2 separate regions of the Homo sapiens genome follow, and region 1 is linked to region 2. Evidence: read pairs that join two places in POLR2A ChIA-PET (ENCODE). Cell type or tissue: Panc1. All regions are shown on one strand. Each heading gives the region's core, and the rest is flanking DNA. Links, peaks and the distances in the headings are about the cores only. Region 1 overlaps GPR160 (G protein-coupled receptor 160). Region 2 has its middle 17 kb from the start of SAMD7.

What was found. ChIA-PET counts read pairs that join two places held together with the same protein. Peaks named below come from ENCODE experiments on the same cell type or tissue, not always from the same donor. Only the 100,000 strongest peaks of a DNase experiment are listed, where the experiment ranks them.
Region 1: POLR2A ChIA-PET joins it to region 2 with 7 read pairs; 2 of 35 experiments call an interaction of 5 or more read pairs at or near these places.

Annotation. Positions count from the first base shown.
Region 1 is chr3:170,061,999-170,072,069 of GRCh38, reverse strand. The region is part of intron 2 of GPR160 (G protein-coupled receptor 160); the gene reads right to left. It also overlaps the pseudogene KMT5AP3. Among named protein-coding and RNA genes, the nearest start is that of GPR160, 29 kb to the right of the region's middle. RefSeq lists a silencer at 2,802-3,002 and enhancers at 9,296-9,816, 9,817-10,071. In Panc1, for the core only: no CTCF peak of the experiment used is centred there; no DNase peak of the experiment used is centred there.
Region 2 is chr3:169,889,805-169,899,875 of GRCh38, reverse strand. No RefSeq gene overlaps it. Among named protein-coding and RNA genes, the nearest start is that of SAMD7, 17 kb to the left of the region's middle. In Panc1, for the core only: no CTCF peak of the experiment used is centred there; a DNase peak (open chromatin) is centred at 4,331.

The sequences.
Region 1 (10,071 bases), core at 2,886-7,885, 170 kb before region 2:
AAGCTTGTATACAAATATATGTAGGAGCTTTATTCACCAATGGCCCCAGAGTGGAAATATCCCAAATATCCATCCACAGGAAAATGGATAAACAAATTGTAGTAAATCTAGGCAATGGAATACTTCTCAGCAACAAAAATTAATATATGCTCCACACAGGGAAAAGCCTCAAAAAAAAAGCCTCAAAAACATGTTATGTTAGGCCATTCTTCTGTTGCTATACAGAAATACCTGAGGCTGGGTAATTAATTTATAAAGAGGTATTTCTGTTGGTGATACAGAGTCTTGCTCTGTTGCCCAGGCTGGAGTGCAGTGGCGTGATCTCAGCTCACTGCCATCTCTGCCTTCTGAGTTTGTGCGATTCTCCTACCTCAGCCTCCCGAGTAGCTGGGACTACAGGCATGTACCACCATGCCCGGCTAATTTTTTTTTGTATTTTTAGTAGAGACGGGGTTTTGCCATGTTGGCTAGCTGGTCTTGAATTCCTGACCTCAAGTGATCCACCCACCTCAGCCTCCCAAAGTGCTGGGATTACAGGCGTCAGCCACTGTGCCTGGCCTATAAAGAGGTTTATTGGGCTCAAGAGTTCTGCAGGCTACACAGGAAGCATGGCGCTGGCATCTGCTCGGCTTCTGGTGAGGCCTCAGGAAGTTTACAACCATGGCGGAAGGCAAAAGGGGAACAGGCATCTCACATGGCGAGAGCAGGAGCCAGAGAGAAGGGGGAGGCCCCACATGCTTTTAAATGACCAGCTCTTGCGTGAACTCATAGGGAGAGCTCACTTACCACCAAGGGGACGGTGCCAAGCCGTTCATGAGGGATCTGCCCCCATGATCCAGATACCTCCTAACAGGCCCCATCTCCAACATGGGAGAGCACATTTTAACATGAGATTTGGAGGGGACACATATCTAAACCATATCACATGCCGAACAAAAAGAGCCTAGCAATAAAGGGTATAGAGTGTGTGGTTCAATTATATGGGATTCACAACAGAAAAACGAATCCCTATGGCCAGAGAGACTATCGGTAGAAATCTGAAGCCAGGCTGGGGCAAAGGTGAACCAGGCAATGTTCTGTAGAGATGAAAATGTTCTACATCTGGATTGGGGTCCAAGTATATACATTTTTCAAAATTCAAATTATACACTAAAAATGAGTGTTTTAACTTATTTTTAAAGAATATTCATCTCACAGCATTAAATATAAAAGTAAAAACCTGGAATTAATGTAAATCTCCAATAGCAGGAAATTGGCTACATAAATTATAACTTCCAATGAACAGTGCCTTCTTTAAACAAATGTTCCTTCTCATAACTCCACTAACATAACAGTAAATCAAGTTTTACCAGATTCTAAAATGAATAAGAAAACCTCATTGTGATGCTGAGGAACACTAGAGAACCTAGTCTCTAGTTGTTAAACTTAAGTACTGGCCAAGAAGCCTTTCTCCTGCCGTTCCTGTGCTAACTGTACCACCTGGTGACAGAATAGTAAGTGAGGTGATGTTTACTTTTTTTGGAAGTACTCTAGCTAATATGAGTGAATAAGGAATGATAAAATTTGGAAACTGCCCAATTTGCCACCTCTGATGTACTAAATGGAGGTAGCCAAAGATCATCAATACTAATACTGAAAGGTGGAAATTGAAGAGTACCTTGCTATCTACAAAGTGGGCTTGCCAAAAAATTAGAACCCGACCAAACCTGTAGATTCAACTACTGATGTTCAAGAAAGAGGACAATAACTTATTTAATGACCCCACAGGATGCAGTAAAGAAAATCCACATGGTGGTATGCTCTATAGGATTACAATTTGTTACTTCAATAAATTGTTTCAACAACAATACAAAAATTAAGACTTAGGATATATCAACTAAGTGCAATGTGTAGAATTTATCTGAATTCATGGCAACAAAGAATTACATATATAAGACAATGGGAAATTATGGTATGATGGGCTGAATTATATCCCCCCAAATTCATATGTTGAAGCCTTTAACTCCCAGCACCTCCAAATGTGACTATATTTGGAGATAGGACCTTTAAAGAGGTAATTTGGACACACACACATGATACTAGGGATGCTGGTACACAGAGAAAAGGCTGTGGGAGGGCACAGCGAGAAGACAGCCATCTACAGGCTGCAAAAGGCCCCAGGAGAAACCGCCCCTGGGACACCTCGATCTCACCCTTTCAGCCCCCAGAGCTGTTGTTTCAGCCACCCAGCCTGTGGTGGTTTGTTATGGCAGCCCTAACAAATTAATATGTGTGGTTATATTTAAATCTCACTATTTAAAATAATACATACTAAAATATTTACAGATGAAATAGGTTGTCTGGAATTTGCGCCAACATAATGCAGTGTGTGTGCTGGGGGTCGAGTGGATGAAAGTATAGATGGGGCAGGATCGACCACTGGTTAATGGCTGTTCTAACTATTTGTATGTATGTTTGAAAATTTTCATAACTTTAAAAAAAATGTACAAATCTCCAAGGACAAAATTTCAGAGGCTGGAAAATGAACAGATGGACGGTAAATGAGTGAGCCCCATCTACACAAAGTGTGGTCCAAGCATCACCTAGGAGACTGCTATTCACATAGACCCTCAGGCTCCAGCTCAGATCTATGAAACCAATCTGCAGTTTTAATAAATCCTCAGGTGAATCACATACAGTGAATACAGACTGAAGCTAGCAGTGGAGAAAGCAGAGTCGCAACCCAATTTATACCTCAGGACCCTCAAAAATCTCAAGAGTGGCTGACCCAAGTGTCTTCAGAAAGGGATGCAAAGATGGGGATAAAAACAGATAGATTCGTTGCAAATGAAATAAGCAGTTAGGTCCCCAGATCTCTTCCCTGACTCAGTGCAGCAAATGACTCCCTCTCCAACTGCGGAGTAAGAATGAGGTTTTCCCCTCTGGGGAAGATAAAACAATCTTTGGACGGTAGGCAGAGTTGAGGATTAGAGGAGCATCATACTGATAACAGGGAGACTGCATAAAAATACATATAGCGGAAGTTGAGACCTCTCCAGCCTTTTTACAGTTGGATTTCAGGAATACTATTATTACAAGATATAAAGACTCAAACAGTTCTCTCTAGGCATCAGCCCAGGAAGAAATATCTAAAGATACTACATTGAATCTTCCCTGAAGAAACAGCCTAGATACTGCCCTACTTATAAATATGACTGGACATCCAAAGATCCTCAGACATTCAAAGAAAATCTCTAGTATTGAAAGTTAAACAAATCCACAAGCAGAAAAAAGACAACTTGGAGGAAATAGACACAATGCTAGATAGAAGAAAGCTATTTAAAAACTCATTGTTTTCAGGGAGAAAATATTGCATCCATACAAGAAGAGGAGGCTATTTATAATAACAACAGAAAACAAAAAAGACCTCTTGGAAAATAAAATATGATGGCAGAAGTAGTAAGGTAAACAGAGAGTTGGAAAATAATGTTTGGGAAATTTCCTAGAAAAAGTGAAATAAAAAGAGAAATAGTTAAGAAACATGGAGGACCAATCCAACAGGTGCAAACTCTGAATAACAGGAGTCACAGAAAGAGAGCAAACTGGAGGGGAAGAACTCAAGAAAAGGCAATAATGAGCCAAGTGCAGTGGCTCACACCTGTAATCCCAGCACTCTGGGAGGCCAAAGTGGGTGGATCACTTGAGGTCAGGAGTTTGAGACCAGCCTGGCCAACATGGAAAAACCCAATCTCTACTAAAAATACAAAAAAGAAAAATAATTAGTGGGGCATGGTGGTGCACGCCTGTAATACCAGCTACTCAGGAGGCTGAGGCAGGAGAATAGCTTGAACCTGGGAGGCAGAGGTTGCAGTGAGCCGAGATCACACCACTGCACTCCAGCTGGGTGACAGAGCAAGACTCCGTTTCAAAAAATAAATAAATAAAAATAAAGAGTGTTTCAACTTATAAATGAAACGTAAAATTTAGACTTAGAATTCCACCATCTTGCAACAACTTCTCCCCAACCCACCACCCACGTAGACATTTTAGCACCTGTACCTACCATCATCTCAACAGGAGAGACAACCAGACATTTTGTGCCTCCTATATGGCAAACCTGAGTTTCATTAAATCTCTGAATCCAGCTGCCAGTTTGCAAGAAATAGAGGATTGAGGGATATACTGAGCTGAATCATGAGCATGCAATTAGCAAGACTCACACTGTGGAAAACCCTATTGGTCAAGGAGTCCAGTTCTTCAAGAGAAAAACAAAGGGGAAAAATGGAGAAGTAATTTAGAGAGTAAAAAAACACATCCCAGATAACTTTTTTTTTTAAAGGTAAGACTAAATTGGAGTCTCTAAAGATATGCATTTGGGTGGTAAAACTTCTAAATGCAAAGAAGTGCTGATGACTGTAAAAGTGAAGTTATTTTGGGGGAAGCGAGGGACTGTGATTGCAGAGGTCACATGGAAGGGGCCTATTGGAGCAAAGTTCCTGCTCTTTACCTGAGAGGTGGTGACATGGGAATGGGGGTCAGGCTTTTTGGAAACACTGGAAGCCAGAGATGCCTTCAATTCTAAGGGACTGATCAAACTAGAAGAAAAAAAATGGTAAAATATTAACCTAATTTATAAAGAGCTCCTGGAAATCAAACAAGAAAAAGATCAAAATCCCAATATTGAAATAGTAAAATGAACAAAGGATTTGAAGAGATAATTCACAAAAGAGGATAAATGGGCTCTTAAACATATGAAAGAAGGATCAGCATCACTCTTAAAAAAACAGGCCTGGCACGACGGCTCACGCTTGTAATCCCAGCACTTTGGGAGGCTGAGGCAGAAGGATCGTTTGAGTCCAGGAGTTCAAGACCAGCCTGGGAAACATGGCAATATCCTGTCTCTACTAAAAACACAAAACTTAGCTGGGCATGGTGGCCTATGCCTGTAGTCCCAGCTACTTGGGAGGTTGAGGCGGGAGGACTGCTTGAGCCCAGGAGGTTGAGGCTGCAGTGAGCTGTGATTGCACCACTGCACTCCAGCCTGGGCAACAGAGAATGACTGTCTCAAAAAATTAATTAAGAAGTATAAAAGAAAAAATAGAAATTTAAACTACACTGTTTACCTCATAAAGGATAGGCAAAACCCCAAAATTTGTCCACACAGTATCTCTAGTGAGGCTGTGGAATAAATAGGTATCTTAACCTATTTATCTGGTGGGGCTGAAGAATATAACTGGAGCAACTCCTACAAATGGCAACCTGGTAATATTTATCAAAATTACAAACATACATATATGTCCTGTGAGCCAAAAACTCCTCTCCTAAGGATTTATCCTATAAATTTACTTGCATGTGTGCAAAAGTAGGTGTTTATAAGAGTATTCATGGAGGCATTGTTTAAAATAACAAAAGACTGGAAACTACATTATAACTTAAACAACTTACTTTAAACTTAAATGTCCGCCAATAGAGAACCATTAAGTAGATTATGGCACATCTATCCAGTGCAATACTATGCAGCTCTCTTTTAAAAATGAGGAACTCTCCATGTAATGATATGGACATGTCTCCAAGACACATTGTTAAGGGGAAAAGCAAGACACAGAATAGAGCAAGAAATACACATGATTTGCATTTGAAAAGGGGAGAAATGGCCAGGCGCGGTGGCTCACACCTGTAATCCCAGCACTTTGGGAGGCCGAGGCGGGCGAATCATGAGGTCAGGAGATTGAGACCATCCTGGCTAACATGGTGAAACCCGTCTCTACTAAAAATACCAAAAATTAGCCGGGCGTGGTGATGGGCGCCTGTAGTCCCAGCTACTCGGGAGGCTGAGGCAGGAGAATGGCGTGAACCCGGGAGGCAGAGCTTGCAGGGAGCCGAGATCGTGCCACTGGACTCCAGCCTGGGTGACAGAGCGAGGCTCTGTCACAAAAAAAAAAAAAAAAAAAAAAAAAAAAGAAAAAGAAAAAGAATAGTGTCAAGTAATCTTCTATATATACATGAAGAAACCCTGGAAGGACACTTAAAAAGTGAGCACTGGGCATGTGTGCATGCCTATATCCCAGCTACTCAGGAGGCTGAGGCAGGAGGATTGCTTGAACCCAGTAGTTTGAGTATAGTCTGGGCAACATAGCGAGACCCCATCTCTTAAAAAAAAAAGTTAAAGACAGTGGTTACAGGGGTAGGAACTTGGCAGATGGGGTCATGAATGAGATGAAGACTTCAGTACATTTTTTTTCCTACTATGAACATTCTGCTAAACATGTGACTGTATTAAGTATTCAAAAAATTAAACACATTGAGTAAGGAAAAAAACAAGTTATCTACAAATTGGTACAATTCTCAATTACACAAATAATTTAAGTATTTAGTTTACTTTAAAAAGCTTTTTAATATTTCATGAAAGAAACTTTCCAACATAGAATTCTACACCAAACTAAATGGTCAATTAAGTGTAGGTATAAAATGAAGCCACATACTCAAAAATGTTTTACTCACATGAAGTTCTTAGGAAGCCAATGAAAGAAAGGCATACGTCATCAGAATGAGGAATAATAAACTAGGAGAGCAATACATGCGGTCCAGGAAATGGGATGCATTAGAAGAGAAGAAAAACCATGTAGAGTACAATTCGAGGATTCCGAGGTTGGTGAAGATTATCTAGGCATCAGATCCAGAGTGCACAATCTAAATTAGAGTAGGGCACATGGCTATGGGAGAAATTCCTCCAGGAAGGTGGAAATTCCAAATATCTTTGAACATACCAAAAGATTTACACAAAAGAGAAGAGTCTGTGGTTGAATTAGCGATAAGTATATAGAAAAAAAAGCAGACAGATAACTGAAAGGAAAACAAAAAAGTTTAGAAAGGAAATGTAATTGTAATGTACGATACTCATTAGCTATTTTATTTTAAAATAAAACTTTATTTTTTAAAATAATTTTTGTTTCAACTTTATGATGACAAATAATTTTCAAGTTTATTTCCTCATTTGTTTAAATACAAAGCTAAACCACAAACAGGTACAACAAAGATACTATCTCACATCTACACTCCCGTCAGATCCTCTTCGGCTGACCACTCACCAGGCTGACTGGGGGAAGAGACTTTCTTAGGTAGCACCGTTGTGAGGCCCAGGGTGGGGTGGGGGAATCAAAGGCGAGGACAGGCTCTCATACCTGCTTCCATTCAGATTTACCTGGGACCAGGGTGGGCAGGAGACACCAGGTCATGACTCCCGAGTCTCACTCAGTAAGAATGGGTCCTGCATAGCTGGGTGCGGTGGTTCACGCCTGTAATCCCAGCACTTTGGAAGGCCGAGGCGGGCGGATGACGAGATCAGGAGTTTGAGACCAGCCTGGCCAACATGGTGAAACCCCGTCTCTACTAAAAATACAAAAAATTAGCCAGGCGCGGTGGCATGTGCCTGTAGTCCCAGCTACTCAGGAGGCTGAGGCAGAAGAATCGCTTTAACGCGGGAGGTGGAGATTGCAGCGAGCCGAGATTGTGCCACTGTACTCCAGCCTGGGCGACAGAGTGAGACTCTGCCTCAAAAAAAAAAAAAAAAAAAAAAGAAAAGAAAAGAAAAGAATGGGTCCCGTGTAGGGAGGGTCGAGGCCGCCACCTACTCCTCCAGCCTTGACAGTCTAGGTGAAAACCTTGGCCTATCTTAGATTCCCGGGGGTCTCGGCCCTGCCCGCACACCTGGGCGCCTTTCTCTGAGGCTGGCAGCCGCAGTTCGGGTTGGGGGATCTGGGCTTGTGTACTCACCCCCGCCAGCTCATGGCTGCGACCTCGCAGGAGCCGTGGGTGTCTGACAAACACGAGGCCTAGACGGCAGCTCTGGAACTTTCAACCCAGCAGGACGCGGGGAAAACTGGCAGGGGTATTAAGTACGTAATTTCTGGTCCCACTACAAATCTCTAATTTTGATTAGAATAGAGTATCATCTCAATCTCTTCTACAAAAACAAAAGCAATGCCCCCCCCAAAAAAATACAGCCGCTTCACTCACTTCAAGACCTATGTACATGTAAGTTGTTTCCTGTGTTTTATTATTATTTTTTAATAAATTCAGCGTTCACATTTCTACAAAGAATTAGCCCAGTTTCAGGAAATTCTGCCCGGCAGGGAAGGCAAGCCACACTCTCCTCACCCACGTCTGGTTTGACTTCACACCCCGATGCTTCCAGGTGCTCAGAAAAGCCGCAGCGGGTGGAAGAGGAAATCTATGCCGGCCCGCGCTCAGGGCCACGAGCTCAGTAAGCTTTCGAGAAAGCACGGGGAAGACAAGCTTACTGCCCAATCTTTTAAAAATATATTCATACACTTCAAAGAGCGCCTGTCCAGATGTTAGGAGAACAAGAGCTTGGAGCCATCCCGTCCAGGCCTTTGGGAGACAGCGTCTTCCTCATACCTCGTCGCGGTGTGGGGGACACGTCCCAGCTCTTCCACCGGAGAGAGGAGACTCGCGCGGCTTCCTAGTTCACGTTTGGCTCTAATCCTGTGCTGAGGTTTTTTTTTTTTTTTTTTTTTTGCTTTTTTTGTTTGTTTTTGAGACATGGTCTCACTCTGTCACCCAGGCTGGAGTGCAATGGCGGGATCTCGGCTCACCGCAACCTCCACCTCCTGGGTTCAAGCGATTCTCCTGCCTCAGCCTCCCCAGTGGCTGGGATTACAGGCATGCACCACCACGCCCGGCTAATTTTTGTATTTTTAGTAGAGACGGGGTTTCACCATGTTTGCCAGGCTGGTCTCAATCTCCTGACCTCAAGTGATCCACCCGCTTCGGCCTCCCAAAGTGCTGGGATTACAGGTGTGAGCCACCGCGCCTGGCCTGTGTGCTGAGTTTTTGACTGCATGCATGGGAAGCACAAAACGTTCAACCTGTATTAAAAAAAAAAAAAAAGGCACAAAAACAACTAGAATGTAAAAGTTTTGGTAATATAAAGCCATCTGTTTAAGTCCACCTTGGAAACCTGTAACATCCATTCATTCATTCATTCGTTCATTCATTCATTCAGTCATCTACTTATTTTGAGCTGGAGTCTCCCTCTGCCTCCCAGGATGGAGTGCGGTGGCGCGATCTCGGCTTACTGTGGAGATCCACGGAGATCCACCATGGAGGGGTCCCGTGGCGTCGGTGATCTCCGTGAGGCTCCGGTGCTTTTCTACCACAAAGGCGCCCCGGGAGAGCTCCCTCTGGTGTTCACACCCGGCCTTTGTCATTGATGAGGTCAGTCTTCACTCCTTCTTTCCTTTCCGCTTTCAACCAATTCATCTATTCTTTCCCTTTCTTCAAATTGCAGCTCCGCTTTGCCCTTCCTGGAGCTCCTTGGGACAGGGTAGAAATCCGTGAGTTTGCGACTTTTCCTTGAGCTTTTTTTCGGGGGCCTGTTTGCCCTTGATGGGCTATTTCAAGGCTTGCTTGGCGATGGCTGCATTGGTGGAATCACAAGACGAGGCCGGAGGTTTTGGAAGTTCTGCTGCTTCACATTTTTGGTTTGGAAAAGGTGCGAGGGGTCCTCTCCTGGCGTCTTTGATCTTCTGTGCTTGGGCTTCGTGCTCCGTGTTGCATTCTTTTCCTGTGGATTCCAGCTAATGGTTTCCCCTGGCATTTGACTTCGTGACGTGTAACGGAGTTCTCCTCCTGAAGGCTGGAACACATTCCAGAGCATTTGTTAGGCTCACGGAGGAAAAGATCTTTGATTGCCAGGACATACATTCTCCCCAACGTCGGTGCAGCGCCTCCCTGGACCCCTCTGCTCCACTATCTGCGGGCTCGGGGCCGTCGCTGTCACCCCCGCTGCTGCCTCCGCCGCACGGGACTTGGACATCTTCCTGCCTGGAGAGGGGGACCCTGGGGAGGGGGCGCTCAGAGCGCAGAGCTGTTTGGAGGGCTGTGGTGGGAGCCGATGTCCCCCTCCTGCCGCTAGGCCCAGTAGGGCCCGACACACCCACCTCAGGAAAATTTTCTTTTTAGTGACACATAAAATAATGATGTCTTACAATGGATGGCATGTTGATTGAATAAAATATTGTAAAATAGACCTTATAAAATAAAAAAACTTGGAATTTAATTTTTATTTAT
Region 2 (10,071 bases), core at 2,342-7,341:
AAATTTAAGTGTGTAACCACTATTCTATTCTACCACTTCCAATGGTATGGTCCTCAGTCATCCACACTCATTTTACCCCCCAAGGTAAGCAGTTTGCTTGGGTTTCTAAGACAGTGCATAGCTTGGCCTTTATTAAAACTTTTCAAATAACAAGTTTCAACTAATTGGTATTCCAGTCCCTTCTAAATCTGGCCCCTGAATACCTCATCCTAACGTTTCCACTCCTCGTTAGTGTGAACTTTGTTGCCCTTTCTGCACACAGACCTTGCACATTCTTGACTCTGGGCCCTGCTTCCTCTCAGTTCCTCTGGAAAGCTTTCCCTCTTTCTCACCCAAGTTCCACCCTTCCTTCATGCCTTAGCTCCAATTCTACTGATTATGAAAGCTTCTCTGAGTTTCTCAGTAATTTCTCTTATCACTTTATTATACTTACAGCTTTAATCGACAAGATGCACCCCTTAATGAAATATTATTTTGTACTGATCTTTTACTGTTGTCACATGTTATTCTTAATTTCCCAATTAGAATGTATTGGAAATGTGGCAATGTAGAATGTAAGGAAAATGTTCATGTCTTATACTGCTGGAATATCCTCCCCATATATATGCATACATCCAAAAGTACTTATTGAGACCCTACGTGTTGGGCTGTGCTGGGCATTAGGGATAAGCCTGTAAAAATCTTTGCAAAGGAACAAGACACAAGGTTATTTTTGCCTCCTTCAATGGTAAGGCACTTAATAGGTATTACAAATAATTAATTAGATTAAGTTTGGGGATATAGCATATAAAAAGAACCACATAATTTCGGAACTAGAAGAGATCTCAGACCAGGGATTTTCACTAGGGATGAGGTGCCTCCTTGGGTATTTTAGAAACCTATGGGGGTTGGGAGATAGAAGCGGGCGGATCACGAGGTCAGGAGATTGAGACCATCCCGGCCAACATGGTGAAACCCCGTTTCTACTAAAAATACAAAAAATTAGCTGGGCATGGTGGCGGGAGCCTGTAGTCCCAGCTACTCAGGAGGCTGAGGCAGGAGAATTACTTGAACCCGGGAGACAGAGGTTGTGGTGAGCCGAGATCGTGCCACTGCACTCCAGCCTGGGCGACAGAGTAAAACTCCATCTCAAAAAAAAAAAAAAAAAGAAAAAGAAAAAAAAGAAAGAAACCTACGGAGGGTTTCTGGTTGGTTGGTTGTTTGGGGAATGTTATGGGATTTGATGGGTGGTTCCAGGGATAAAGTATGTCTTGTAGTATGTGGACTGCCCTGCTCAACGAAGAACTGTATTGCCTCACACAAAATTTTAAGATGATTTTCTGGGAATTCATGGAGATAAATTAGAATTAGCAGAGCTTAGAATTGAACTCCACTTTACATGAAACACAGAGCTTTCTCTTGTGTGATTTTAGTATACATTGAATTATCAGGTATTCAATTCTGATATAAGTTCAGGGGAAATTGATTTTTTCCTTTCCAAACTTTTTTTTTTTTTTGAGACGGAGTCTCACTCTGTCGCCCAGGCTGGAGTGCAGTGGCGAGATCTCGGCTCACTGCAAGCTCCGCCCCCCGGGGTTCACGCCATTCTCCTGCCTCAGCCTTCTGAGTAGCTGGGACTACAGGTGCCCGCCACCACGCCCGGCTAATTTTTTGTATTTTCAGTGGAGACGGGGTTTCACCGTGTTAGCCAGGATGGTCTTGATCTCCTGACCTCGTGATCCGCCCACCTCGGCCTCCCAGAGTGCTGGGATTACAGGCGTGAGCCACCGCGCCCGGCCGATTGTTCCAAACTTTACTAAGAGTTGTTCATTGCAAAAACATCACATCAGGAAGAGCAATGCCATTTATGCTATTTGAGTCACCACATAGACACATCACATCATTCTATGTTCCTAGACATTCTATGGCTCTCTCTATCTAAAACCTCACAATATACTACTGTGAAATATATAATAACTTAATTCTGATTTCAAAATGTTAAATATTTTAAAAGTCAAAAATATTGCATTGGCCAGGCATGGTGGTTCATGCCTCTAATCTCAGCACTTTGGGAGGCTGAAGCTGAAGGAGTCCTTGAGCCCAGAAATTAAAGACCAGCCTGGGCAACATGGTGAGACCCCAGTCTCTACAAAAAATTTAAAAATTAGCCAGGTATAGTGGTGCACACCTTAGTCCTAGCTACTCAGGAGGCTGAGGCAGGACAATCACCTGAGCCCAGGAGGTGGAGGCCGCAGTGAGCCATGTGTATGCCATTGCATTCTAGCCTGGGTGACAGACCAAGACTGTCTCAAAAAAAAAAAAAAATATATATATATATATATATATATGTTCCACTGAATATAAATTAAAATATTTTGTCATATTAAATATAATTTAAATATATTGAAATGTAATAAAATAGTAAAGTAATATATATAAATTAAATCAAACATATTAAATATAAGCAGGCACAAGTGGCTGGCTTTTCTGTCTTTCTGTGTAGTTGTGCTGGAATATTTGCATATTAAAATGCATGACTTTTTTTAGATTACTTTCATTAGTTTTCTCCTTCATATTACAGTCAGGGCATTATATTGATGTATTTTTTTTTTCTGCTCTGTCACCCAAGCTGGAGTGCAGTGGTGTGATCTTGGCTCACTGCTTCCTCTCCTTCCTGGGTTCAAGGGGTTCTCCTGCCTCAGCCTCCTGAGTACCTGGGATTACAAGCGTGTGCCACCATGCCCAGCTAATTTTTGTATTTTTAGTAGAGATGGGTTTTCACCAGGTTGGCCAGGCTGGTCTCGAACTCCTGACCTCCAGTAATCCACCTGCCTCACCCTCCCAAAGTGCTGGAATTACAGGCTTGAGCCACTGCGCCCGGCCTATATTGATCTTTGAAAGACTTTTTTAAAAAGTAGTTTTAGATCCAAAACAACAATGAAAGAAGGGTACAGAGATTTCCTTCCCATATGCCCCAGGTCCCCTACATACATAGCCCCCCTCATTATCAACACCGCCCCCCTCACCACACACAAGAGTAGTACGTTTGTCACAACTGATGAACCTAAATTGTCACAGTGTAATCACCCAAAGTCCATAGTTTGCATTAGGTTTAACTCTTGATCTTGTACATCCTGTGGATTTAGACAAATGTATAATGACATGTATCCACCATTATAGTATCATACTGGGCATTTTGGCTACCCTAAATGTCCTCTGATTTTTTGGAGGTGTGCAGACAAGTTATATTTTCTATAAATTCTTCTTCAGGATGTTAAGGAGATGCTGCCAAACGTTTGTTATTAGAATAGGGCCCTGGGTCCCCCTTGGGTAAGAACCACTGCAGTAGGATCAAGCCTGACCTGAAGTCATCAGAGTATGCTTACCTCTGCTACAACCCTTGTTTCAATGCAGTGTTTTTTTTTTTTTTTTTTTTTTCTTACCTTCATGCCCTCCTTGAGAGTGTTGGTGACCCCGGGCAGAGTCTGTGATCTCTTTTCTTTTTTTTTTTTTTTTAGACAGCGTCTCACTCTGTTGCCCCTGCTAGAGTACAGTGGCGTGATCTCGGCTCACTGCAACCTCCGCCTCCCGGGTTCAAGTGATTCTCCTGCTTCAGCCTCCTGAGTAGCTGGGACTACAGGCACGCGCCACCACGTCTGGCTAATTTTTGTATTTATAGTAGAGATGGGGTTTCACCATATTGGCCAGGCTGGTCTCGAACTCCTGACCTTGTGATCCACCCACCTCAGCCTCCCAAAGTGCTGGGATTACAGGCGTGAGTCACCGCACCCGGCTGAGTCTGTGATCTCTTGAATCTCCAAGTGCCACCTGCAGTACCAGGCATGCTGAAGTGAAATGGCACCATGAGTGATGAGACGGATGCTGAAATAGTGACTGCAAAGTGCAATAAAAATATTGGGCAAAGAAAGAGAGAGCTTGCCTTACCTCTGGCTTACAATGTAATTTTAAAGATACTCATAAGGATGTTATCTGGAAAGGATAATAATAACAAAAGAAATAATGCCTTTGGCGTGGGTTCAGTCCTAGGAACTAGAGTTCAGGCTAAACTTTCATGCTTCCTGTCCTTTCCACGCGTGTCAGAATTATATTCAGAATGGAGGTTTTAAAACTCATCTCCTGAAGGGAGATTCTAATACTTTGTGGGTTTCGGTTAAGGTTTAGGACACAATGAGAGATGAAATGCTTGAAAATATATCTGGGAAGTGTTGAGGGAAGCAGCCTGGCACTTACATTCAGCAAGCACACCACCAGTCCCATCCCCACCCCAGCACACACAGACACACACAGGAGTCACCATTTTGCACAAAAACTGTGTTTTCATTTCTTTGTAGTGTCCCCTTCTTAGGTCTCTGATCAAAAATGCAAAAGAGATTCACAAAAACAAATAATAATAATATGTCCTCAACTTTTAACAGAACAAAATCTCCCTCGATGTAACAGAAATAAACCCTGATCAAAGTTATGTGCTTCATGCTACACACTATGGCTAGAAACTCAGGCTCTCTTGATTGGAGAAAGAAACATGCTTCAGAGAGAAAGACAGGTTCCAGCTGGTTCAACATGCTTCAGAGAGAAAGACAAGAAGTGTGATTTCCTTCAGTTCGCCTATGTAGGGAGAGCCCTGGGGAGACGGGCAACCAGGCACCAGCCACATGAACCAAAACCAGTCAAGAAGGGAAATCAGGTCAGGCATGGTGGCTCATGCCTGTAAGCCCAGCACTTTGGGAGGCCGAGGCGGGCGGATCACCTGAGGTCAGGAGTTCCAGACCAGTCTGGGCAACATGGTGAAACTGGTCTCTAGTAAAAATACAAAAATTAGCTGGGCGTGGTGGCATGTGCCTGTAATCCCAGCTACTCAGGAGGCAGAGGCAGGAGAATCACTTGAACCCAGGAGGCAGAGGTTGCAGTGAGCCGAGATTGCACCACTGCACTCCATCCTGGGTGACACAGTGAGACTCAGTCTCAAAAAAAGAAAAAAAACAAAAACGAGATAAGTCAATAAAAAATACAATATGTCAATTGATTTTTTGGGATGAATTATGAATTCTTATAGGTATAACAGAAAAAGAAGTAACTTTTCTCTTCTGATCCTGGGGTTAATTGAGTAATTCTTTTATTTATTTATTTATTTATTTAGAGACAGAGTCTTGCTCTGTCACCAAGGCTGGAGTGCAGTGGTGCGGTCTCAGCTTACTGCAACCTCCACCTCCCGGGTTCAAGCGATTCTCTTACCTCAGCCTCCTGAGTAGCTAGGATTACTGGCGCCCGCCACCACACTCAACTAATTTTTGTATTTTCTTTTTACTAGAGATGGGGTTTCACTTTGTTGGCCAGGCTGGTCTCAAACTCCTGATCTCAGGCAATCCGCCTGCCTCCGCCTCCCAAAGTGCTGAGATTACAGGCGTGAGCCACTGCGCCTGGCCAATTCAGTAACCCTTATCACTAGCTTTTCCTACTTTCTATTCTCCTGCTGTTGCCTTTCTAAAGATATGCTAAGAAAAACAAAAGTGAGGTCTTATCTTTTCCATATATAAATGCAAAAAAATGGTATTTCTGACTCCACGCCTGCTTCAGAAACCATGGTAACAGCCCTTCTACCAGGAAGCTGTAGCTAGAGTTTCACCCTTTCTAGCCACGAGGAAAAGACTGCCCGTCTCAAGGCCCTCAATCAGAGAAACTCCTCTGACTTGATTCCTTCTCGCCATATCATCTGAGACACCATTCTCATTTTGTGGATGATGTTTTATTTTTGTGAAATTGATAAGCTAACCATATTATATTGGATGTGAAGAGAGGGTGATAATGAAATGTGATATAGTGACCATTGGAACAACACAGGTTTGAACTGTGTGGGTACACTTATATGCCACCCATGAGACAGCAAGACCAATCCCTCCTCCTTAGCCTATTCTCAATGTGAAGATGAGGAGGAAGAAAACCTTCATGATGATCCATTTTCCTGTAATGAATAGTAAATATATTTTCTCTTCCTTATGATTTTCTTAATAACATTTTCTCTTCTCTAGCTTACTTTATTGTGAGATGCAGTATACAGGCTGGGCACGGTGGCTCATGCCTATAATCCCAGCACTTTGGGAGGCCAAGGAGGGTGGATCACCTGAGGTCAGGTGTTCAAGACCAGCCTCTGGCCAACATGGCAAAACCCCGTCTCTACTAAAAATACAAAAATTAGGTGGGCGTGGAGGCGCATGCCTGTAATCCCAGCTACTCGGGAGGCTGAGGCGGGAGAATCACTTGGACCTGGGAGGCGGAGGTTGCAGTGAGCCGAGATCGCACCACTGCACTCCAGCGTGGGCGACAAAAGCGAGACTCCATCTCACACACACACAAAAAAAGATACAGTATACAATACATATAACGTACACAATATGTGTTAATCAACTGTTTATGTTTCTGGTAAGGCTTTCAGTCAACATTAGGCTATTAGTAGTTAAGTTTTTGGGGGAGTACAAAGTTATACATGGATTTTTGACTGTGCTGGGAGTTGGCACCCCTGACCCCCATGTTGTTCAAGGTCAACTGTAATTGGAAAATGCACCTCCATTTTAGAGTGCCAAAACACATCTGCATGTGCTACTTTGAGTTTGAAAAGAGAAAATTCTTTGCCTATAAATGCCCATGGCTACAGCCAAATGAATTATCTTTGTTCCTTCAGCAGAATAGAGCCATAGGAGGCGAGCACCTTGGGCTCCTTACTAACAATAGTAATAACAATAGCTAATTGGGTGCCGCCTCTGTATTAAGCCCTATGCCTTGTCCTTACACATTACCTCATGTGTCCATCACAACAGACCTGTGAGGCAGGTACTGTTATTACTTTCATTTTTCTGATAGATGAGGACGCTGAGGAAAAGATACATGCAGGCTTGCAGAGCTAGTGAGAGACAGAACTGGGATTTGAACCCAAGTCTGTCTGGCTTCACAAGCTTCTCACCACTCACACACTGCCTTAGCTTGGCGTTTAGTGGATAGGAGCATCAATCCCTCCCTCCCACCCTCACTCCTACCCCCCATACCCCTGGTCTGTGCCACTGGAATTTCTAGGCTTTGCTTGGTTCTCCTACCCCTGGTCCTGTCTCCTTTCTTCCAATTGAGATCTCAGCATGCAATTGTTACTGTTGTCTGCTGACTGGAATATAGCTGCCTACCCTTAGCAAGCACAAGATGAGCTTAAGTCTCTTCAAGTTTCATGCTAACGATGCCTGATACTATTTTTTTTTAGACGGAGTCTCACTCTGTCACCCAGGCTGGAATGCAGTGGTATGATCTGGGCTCACTGCAAGCTCCGCCTTCTGGGTTCACGCCATTCTCCTGCCTCAGCCTCCTGAGTAGCTGGGACTACAGGCGCTCGCCACCACGCCCGGCTAATTTTTTGTATTTTTAGTAGAGACGGGGTTTCACCATGTTAGCCAGGATGCTCTCGATCTCCTGACCTCGTGATCTGCCCGCCTCGGCCTCCCAAAGTGCTGGGATTACAGGCATGAGCCACTGCACCCAGCTGACACTATTTTTTTTTTTAGACGGAGTCTCACTCTGTCACCCAGGCTGGAATGCTGTGGCGTGATCTCAGCTCACTGCAACCTCTGCCTCCTGGGTACAAGCGATTCTATTGTCTCAGCCTCCCAAGTAGCTGGGATTACAGAGGGACACCATCACGCCCGGCTAATTTCTGTATGTTTAGTAGAGATGGGGATTCACCATGTTGGCCAGGCTGGAATGCTTGACACTCTTTAGCTAAGGAATTGTCATCCTGCCACTGTCATCATTCTAGCTCTAATACCGGAAACACTGTGATTAAGGACGCAGCCGTTGTGGCTGGAAGTCTAATTTACATATCTGAAAGGGTAAGGCTTTTTCTTTATATGCTTCTCTAGGCCAGACTCCAAACAGCAGGGATGATGGTTATGTGAAGATGTTTTTCATATAGTTGGGGCTCGTGGACACCTGTTTTGCACATCAGTGAGCCCCTCAGATTCTTGGAAAAATGGGGTAGTAAATTTGGGGAAATTACAAACTCTTGGAGCAACAAGATGAAGAATTTTGGCTGGGCAAGGTCGCTCACACCTGTAATCCCAGCACTTTGGGAGGCCGAGGCAGGTGGATTACCTGAGGTCAGGAGTTCGAGACCATCCTGGCTAACACGGTGAAACCCCATCTCTACTAAAAATACAAAAAATTAGCCAGTGTGGTGGCAGGCGCCTATAATCCCAGCTACTCGGGAGGCTGAGGCAGGAGAATGGTGTGAACCCAGAAGGCAGAGCTTGCAGTGAGCTGAGATTGCACCACTGTACTCCAGCCTGGCCAAAATGGTGAAACCCCTTCTCTACTAAAAATACAAAAATTAGCCAGGTATGGTGGTGCATGCCTGTAATCCCAGCTATTTGGGAGGCTGAGGTAGGAGAGTCTCTTGAACCCAGGAGGCGGAGGTTGCAGTGAGCTGAGATCGTGCCAGGCTGGGCGACAAGAACAAGATGCCATCTAAAAAAAAAAAAAAAAAAAAAAAAAGAAGAAGAAGAATTTCAGACAAAAATGTGATGAAGGCTACCCCCAATTTAGGGTGACTGGGGTACCTTGAAGCAGAGACATAACATGTCTTGAAAACCAAAAGGAAAATTAGTCTCATCCTGGGAGAAGAGCTCCAGGGCAAGACGGAAGAAATACTCTATTCTCTGCCCATATTTTTCTAGATCCCATATCCCAACTTCCTCAAAAGAGCAGCCTATCTTTTGAAAGGGGCCCAAGGAATATAATTGCCAGTATAAGGCTAGGCCACTGATGTTCGCTGGCAAGGGAAAACCTCTTCTTTGGGTTTAAGGACTATTGCAGTGAAAAGAAGAGAGAGCTGAGAACACTACTATAATGACAGGAAAGTAGCAGCCACAAACCAGGCCACCAAGAGCCAAAAAGCCAACATTAACCACAGCAGTGTTGAGAAAGCTTCAGGAGCAAGAGTGGGAGGGTGATGTTGGTGCCAACAGGCAAAGAAAGGGAGCTTGGGGCCTTGTAGCCCAGTGCCTTCCTGGGAAGACAGGGGGTTCAAACGAATGCAATTGTCCCTGAGGATAGAGAGGCCTTGGGAAGGAAGGGCCACCCAGTGTTAGGGGTTGAGTTGTACCTCCTTTCCTCATTCATATGGGGAAGTCCTAAGACCCAACACCTCAGAATATGGCCTTATTTGGAGATGGAGTACGTGGAACATGAAAGATGGCCAGCAACAACGACATTTCCCCAACAGCTCTCAGAAGGAACCAACCCCAACACAACCTCGATCTCACACTTCTAGCCCCAGAATGTGAGACAACAGACCTCTGTTGTTTAAGCCATTCTATTTGTGGTTATGGCAGCCCCAGAAAATGAATACACCTGGAAAAGCCCTCAGAGCTCGAGGTATTAGAATGTTTTAGTTGCAATGTCAGAGGACAAAAGCGATGGTGGCCGTCATGATCACAATGAGATTATGCCCCTTAAATTGTGGGCCAGGCGCAGTGGCTCACTCCTGTAATCCTAGCATTTTGGGAGGCCGAGGCAGGCGGATCATGAGGTCAGGAGATCAAGACCATCTTGGCCAACATGGTGAAATCCTGTCTCTACTAAAAATACAAAAAATTAGCTGGGCATGGTGGTGTGAGCCTGCAATCCCAGCTACTCAGGAGGCTGAGGCAGGAGAATCGCTTGAACCAAGGAGGCGGAGGTTGCAGTGAGCTGAGATCACGCCATTGGACTCCAGCCTGGCAACAAAACAAGACTCTGTCTCAAAAATAAACAAATAAATAAATAAATAAAAAATAAATAAATAAATTGTGTTCACTCTCTAGGCTGTGTTCTGATGAACAGCTGGGATGTCCTCCCCACCCAACCCTATGAAATACTATATGCACAAATATTCATTCAGTGGACACTTAAAGACAACTACTATGTGCCCAGCAACTTTTAAGATTAAAAAAACAGGACAAGGGCCGGGCGCAGTGGCTCACGCATGTAATCCCAGCACTTTGGGAGGCCAAGGCAGGTGGATCTCCTGAGGTCAGGAGTTCAAGACCAGCCTGGCCA